2 separate regions of the Homo sapiens genome follow, and region 2 is linked to region 1. A link is a loop called in an ENCODE intact Hi-C map of the cell type or tissue named here. Cell type or tissue: mammary epithelial cell. All regions are shown on one strand. Links, peaks and the distances in the headings refer to the core of each region. The heading gives the core; the rest is flanking DNA. Region 1 overlaps ZDHHC17 (zDHHC palmitoyltransferase 17). Region 2 has its middle 49 kb from the start of CSRP2.

The links. A loop is a pair of places that touch in the nucleus more often than their neighbours do. Peaks named below come from ENCODE experiments on the same cell type or tissue, not always from the same donor. Only the 100,000 strongest peaks of a DNase experiment are listed, where the experiment ranks them.
Region 2: it touches region 1 in a loop (3-fold over the local background); 6 of 110 quality-filtered maps call a loop at or near these places.

The regions. Positions count from the first base shown.
Region 1 is chr12:76,789,744-76,792,674 of GRCh38, forward strand. The region is part of intron 1 of ZDHHC17 (zDHHC palmitoyltransferase 17); the gene reads left to right. Among named protein-coding and RNA genes, the nearest start is that of ZDHHC17, 27 kb to the left of the region's middle. In mammary epithelial cell, for the core only: a CTCF peak has its summit at 1,421 (motif pointing left); no DNase peak of the experiment used is centred there.
Region 2 is chr12:76,926,164-76,929,094 of GRCh38, forward strand. No RefSeq gene overlaps it. Among named protein-coding and RNA genes, the nearest start is that of CSRP2, 49 kb to the left of the region's middle. In mammary epithelial cell, for the core only: a CTCF peak has its summit at 1,212 (motif pointing left); no DNase peak of the experiment used is centred there.

The DNA.
Region 1 (2,931 bases), core at 210-2,709:
CCCTTTAAAATACATAACTTGAGTCTAGTAATGAGAAAAACGTCAAAGAAATCCCAGTTGAGGGTCATACTACAAAATACCTGACTAGTTATTCTCAAAACTGTCAAGGTCATCAAAAACAAGGGAAGTCTGAGAAGTGTCACAGCCAAGAGTAGCCTAGGGAGCCATGATAACGACATGTAAGGTAGTATCCTGGATGGGATCCTGGAACAAAAAGAACATTGGACAAAAACTAATGAACTCTGCACAAAGTATGGGCTTAGTTAATAATAGTGTATCAATATTGGTTCTTTAAAGGTAATGTATCATACTGTTAGCTGTTGTTAATAGGGGAAACAGCATGGGGAATATGAGAACTACTCTCTTGACATTGTTTTTGTAAATCTAGACCTCTTATAAAAAATGAAGCTTTTTTTTAAAGAGATAGGAAGAGGAGAGAAACATATGCATATAGGCATTTACTTAAATGTTCATCAGGCTGGGCACGGTGGAGCACACCTGTAATCCCATCACTTTGGGAGGCCGAGGTGGGTGGATCACTTGAGGTCAGGAGTTTGAGACCAGCCTGGCCAACATGGTGAAACCCCGTCTCTACTAAAAATACAAAAATTAGCTGGGCTTAGTGGCACGCATCTGTAGTCCCAGCTACCCTGGAGACTGAGGCAGGAGAATCAGTTGAACCCAGGAGGTGGAGGTTGCAGCAAGCCAAGATCATACCACTGCACTTCAGCCTGGGTGACAGAGCGAGACTCTGTCTCTAAATAAATAAATATTCATTCATCAAATGTCTGTGGAAAGACATTATAATACACTGCATACAATACGATACATATATTGTTACAAATACATGTATAGATAGGGATTAATGCTAGAAGGAAATGAAGTGAAAACTGTTATTTAAGGGAGCTAAGGTTGATGAATATTTTCCCAAATGTTTTCCTAAATCAGTTTTGTTCAGTCTTTCCTGAAAGACAGTTCATCACAAAGTTAAATACCTCATGTTCTCACCCATACATGGAAGCTAAAGAAGTTAATCTCAGAAGTAGGGAGTAGAATAGTGGTTACTAGAGGCAGGAAAGAGGAGGAAGGAGATAGTTAAAGGTTGGTTAAGGGATATAAAAGTACAGCTAGTTAGGAGGAATAAGTCCTAGTGTTCTATAGTATTACAGACTGACTAACAATTTATTGTATATTTTCAAATATACAAACACAGATTTTTAATGTTCTCAACACAAAGAAATGATCAATGTTTGAGGTGATAGATATGCTAATTATCCTGTTTTGGTCATTGTACATTGTATACCTGTATTGAAATATCACTCTGTATCCCATAAATATGTACAATTATTGTGTCAATTAAAAATAAAAGCCGAGAAAACATGGTGTTTCAGGTAGGTTGTAAGAGTCTGTCTTGAGTATAGTGCCATCTGCTGGCAATGTTAACTAATTACATTTTTAAAAAGTTATTTTATGATTTTATAGGGGAAACTGGTTTTTCTTGCCATTTTGTTATTCACTTGGTTATATATTTTTATGCTTATGCCCTCTTTTTATTATGAACAATAAGCATTCCTTTAAAGATCCTTATGATATGCCTAGAATTTAGAAGAAATCACTACCTCAGGTTTTCCTTTGTTGCCAAATTTTTTTTGCCTATTTCTATGGCTGTAACAAAATGCCTTTATTTTGCAAATGTAATTTGGGGTGAAATAATTTTTTTTAAAAGGAGCTTTATACGTATGCTTTTTGTTTTATTTTGTTTTAAGAAGGTTCGTTAGTATTAGGTAGAATTTAGAAATGAATCAAGTACCCGTAGAGACCCAAAATACCATAAATTTAATAGAATTAAATTTGAAGGGCAAGTCCCTTCCATTACCCTTCTTTCACAATATTCCTGAACTCACTATACTTAGTATACTATACTATACATCTGGGATTAGCATAGACGCAACAAGTCAAGGGCTCAGTCCCACAAGACTGAAGTCCCCACTTCAGATGCCAGTCACAAATCAGGCCTCCAGTATTTCTGGACTGACTGGCTATAAATTGGGTTCCCATGACTCCCTCCTCAGATTTGATAATTTGCATAAGTTGCTCACAGAACACAGGGAAACACTTTACTTACATTTTTCAGTTTATTATAAAGGATACAACTCAGGAACAGCCAGATGAAAGAGATGTATGGGAGGAGGTCTGAGTAGGGGAGTGTGGTTTCCATGCTCTCTCCAGGCATACTACCCTCTCAGAACCTTAATGTCTCCACCAATCCAGAAACTCGTCAAATGTTGTTTCAGGAGGTTTTATAGAACTTAATATTCAGCACCTCATTCTCCTTTCTGGAGGTCAGTAAGAAGAGTTGAAAATTCCAGCTCTCTAATCACTTGGTCATTCTAGTCACCAGCCCCCTCCTGAGTTTATGCTATATAGGCTCCACTCCAGGTCACTTCATTGGCATAAACTCTGGTGTAGTCAAAAGGGACCTTTAATGAATGACAAAAAACAGTCCTATCACTCAGAAATTTTAAGCATTTTAGGAGCCTTGTGCCGTGAACCTGGGACAAAGACGGATTACACTTATACCACAATAGGTCTAGCATTTTAAAAAGTTAACTAGTTTGCACATAGACACTTGGCGAATAGTTGATTGGTTATATAATCCCATCAAGGTATGCAAATAAACATGTATTATGGCATCTCTCATTGGCATATAAACTAGTATTTGCCCTATACCTGCTGTATAAGATTGAGTCTTGTCATGTTGATTTCTCTTTGCTGCAGTGTTTATCGCAGCTCAGCTTATCCCAGCTCTTCCCATTCCTGTCTACTATTCCTGTCTACTATCTGCTACCTATAGTAGCAGATTTTGGAGGTAATTTCTCTCCTTCCAGTTCTCTTCAAAGCCAGGACTATTAAAACAAACAAAAAAACCTT
Region 2 (2,931 bases), core at 191-2,690, 140 kb after region 1:
TTTTGGTACAACCACTGAAAATCCGGTGTTCATTTCACACGTACATCACATCTCAGTTTGCACCAGCCATGTTTCAAGCACTCAGTAGCCACATGTGCCTGGTGGCCACCATACTGGACAGCATAGAACTAGAGCATTTTCAAGGACAGAAATGAAATAGCATGTCTGGGAAACTACAAGTGAGCCCATGTGGTTAGAGCATGGGGGAGTGAGTGTGTGTGTGTGTGTGTGTGTGTGTGTGTGTGTATTTTGGTGGATTGCGGGGTAAATGGAAGAAAAAGGGACCAGAAAGGTAGATGGAGCAGGAATATGAAAAATGTTTTGACTTTATTACATTAAAATTATTGAAGGTTTCAGCAGAGGAATGCCATTTTCATATCTGTATTTTAAAATTATAATTTGGGAAGCAGTGTGAAAATAGATTTAAGGAGGGCTGGAGATTGGAGCTAATTAAGGAATGTAAGTGACGATTCATTGAAGAGATGAGAACTTGGGTCTGTAGTTCTGAGAGGGTGAGGAAATAATTTGACAGATATTTTTCACTTAATAATCACAGGACTTGGCAACCATTTGGATGTGAGGCATGACAGAGTAAATGAAAATGACATTAGGTTTTGAGCATGGGTAATTGTGAATGCCATTAAGTGAGAGGGAACTTAAAAATAAAGCCAAACTTTGAAAGGGCAATAATTGGTTTGACCTGTTTTGTGGATATTGAGTTGAGGTTTGTAATAAGCATTTGAAAATACTGAGTGGTACCATGTTCAATAATGAGAAAACCTGTATCATAAAAATGACCAAATTGATATACACATTTAATGCAATATTAATGATAATTTTAACTTTTTAGAACTGACTGGATTAATTATTTCAAGTGGAAAAATGAACATGTTAAAATCGCCAAGAAAATATTGAAAGGGCAGAATATTGAGGTATTTGAACAACCAGATAGCAAACTGAATATGTGATAAAATACATTCAAGCTGCCATTATCACATTTTATAAAATAGGAACAAGAAAGGACAGTAATCTAAAAACAAAAGGTACAGGCAAATATGAGACTTAGAAGAGAATTTAGAGGAGTGTCTATCTGCAGAATTTAGGCAGAGTTATGGGAACTAATAAGGGGGTTGAAGCACTTTGGTGACTCTGCAAGGAAGGCATGGAGGAAGAAATAGTCAAACCCCTTTGTCTTTCCAATCTGCTGGCGCCTCCTGTTGGCCAAAGCCAATTTTAAGTCAGGAAACAAGGGGGCCTGGCTCTGGGATACAGGACTGGGGAGATAATGAATCTGAGAGAGCAAAGGAGCATTAATGACACATATGGAAAACTAACATATGACAGCTGGCATTTCAATTCCCTGGGGAGAAAGGCTTTCACAAAATGGCACTAGTTCTACATTTAAAAGAAAATGGTTGAATCATATACTTTAAAAATAAATTCTGGAGGATTAAAGATCTAAATGTTAAAAGTAGCATTTTAATAACTTCTGGTTGAAAAAGGACTTCTTAAGCAAGAGGGGAAACCATAAAGAAAGAGATAGAATAATGTACCTACATTACCCTGCCTCCGATGTGGTATTGCTAAAACAAACAAAAAATTTTTGAATGACAAAAATAATTATCAGCAATATAAAACAAAAAATAATTGGGAAAAATATTTAATACATATTATAAACAAGGGGTAATATTTCCTATATTTGAAAAGCTACAAAACTTAATAAGGAAGTTAACTCAATTTAAAACATGGGCAAATGATATTAATAGGCATCTCATCGAAGGAGTGTAAATGACCGTGATACACATGAAAAAAGTTTCTCATGTTCAGTCTCACTTTTACCCAGGAAAATTTATCATTTATTTATTTATTTATTTATTTATTTTGTGAGATGAAGTCTTGCTCTGTTGCCCAGGCTGGAGTGCACTGGCGCAATCTCAGCTCACTGCTACCTCTGCCTCCTGGACTAAAGCAATTCTTTTGGGATTATAGGCGCCCACCACCACGCCTGGCTAATTTTTGTATTAGCCATGTTGGCCAGGCTGGTCTTGAACTCCTGACCTCAAGTCATCCGCCCCCCCTTGGCTTCTCGAAGTGCTAGGATTACAGGCATGAGCCATCGCACCCAGCCAACCCAGGGAAATTTAAAGCCCAACAATGAGTATAATTTTCATCCATCAGATTGGCATATTTTTTCTCACTATTTTTCTCTTATTGAAAAAAAGACTACATTCACATGTTAAAAAATCAAATCTACTAAAAGGTATATAATAAAGCAAGTCTCCCTCTTATTCTAAATGAATAGTCACCCAGACTCCAGGGCAGCTACGATGGAGAATTTTCTTGGTTGTCGTCCCAGAAATAGCCTCTATATATCAAGTATAGAGTGAAGAAATACACACACATGTGTGTATACATCCACATAGTCCACGTATGTGTGTAGTATAGAGTGAACATATATGTGTGTGTATTAACAGAAACATGCATATTCATTCTGGACATGGTTTTTCATTTCCTATCAATCTACTTCATTATATTTTAGAGCTATATAGTATCCTATACTTGATATGCACCTTTAATCAGGCTTTAGGCTGTTTCTGAACTGTTGCTACTATAAACAATACTATGAAGATTATCCTGTGTGTTTGGGTATACCTGTAAGACAAATTCTAAGATATGTAATTGCTGAATCAAATAATTTGTACAATTCAGATTTAATGGGTATTACCAAATTGCCTTCCAAAGTGGCCACACCAGTTTCACTCCCTGTAACCACAGGTGTTGAAGGATATACATCAAACCATTAATACCAATTACCTTAGGGGTTGGATGGGTAAGAAGCAGATTTTAACTTTTTTTTATACAACTCTGATTTGTTTTACTTTACCCATGAATTACTTTGTAATTATTATTATATTTTAAAAAAGTAAATAC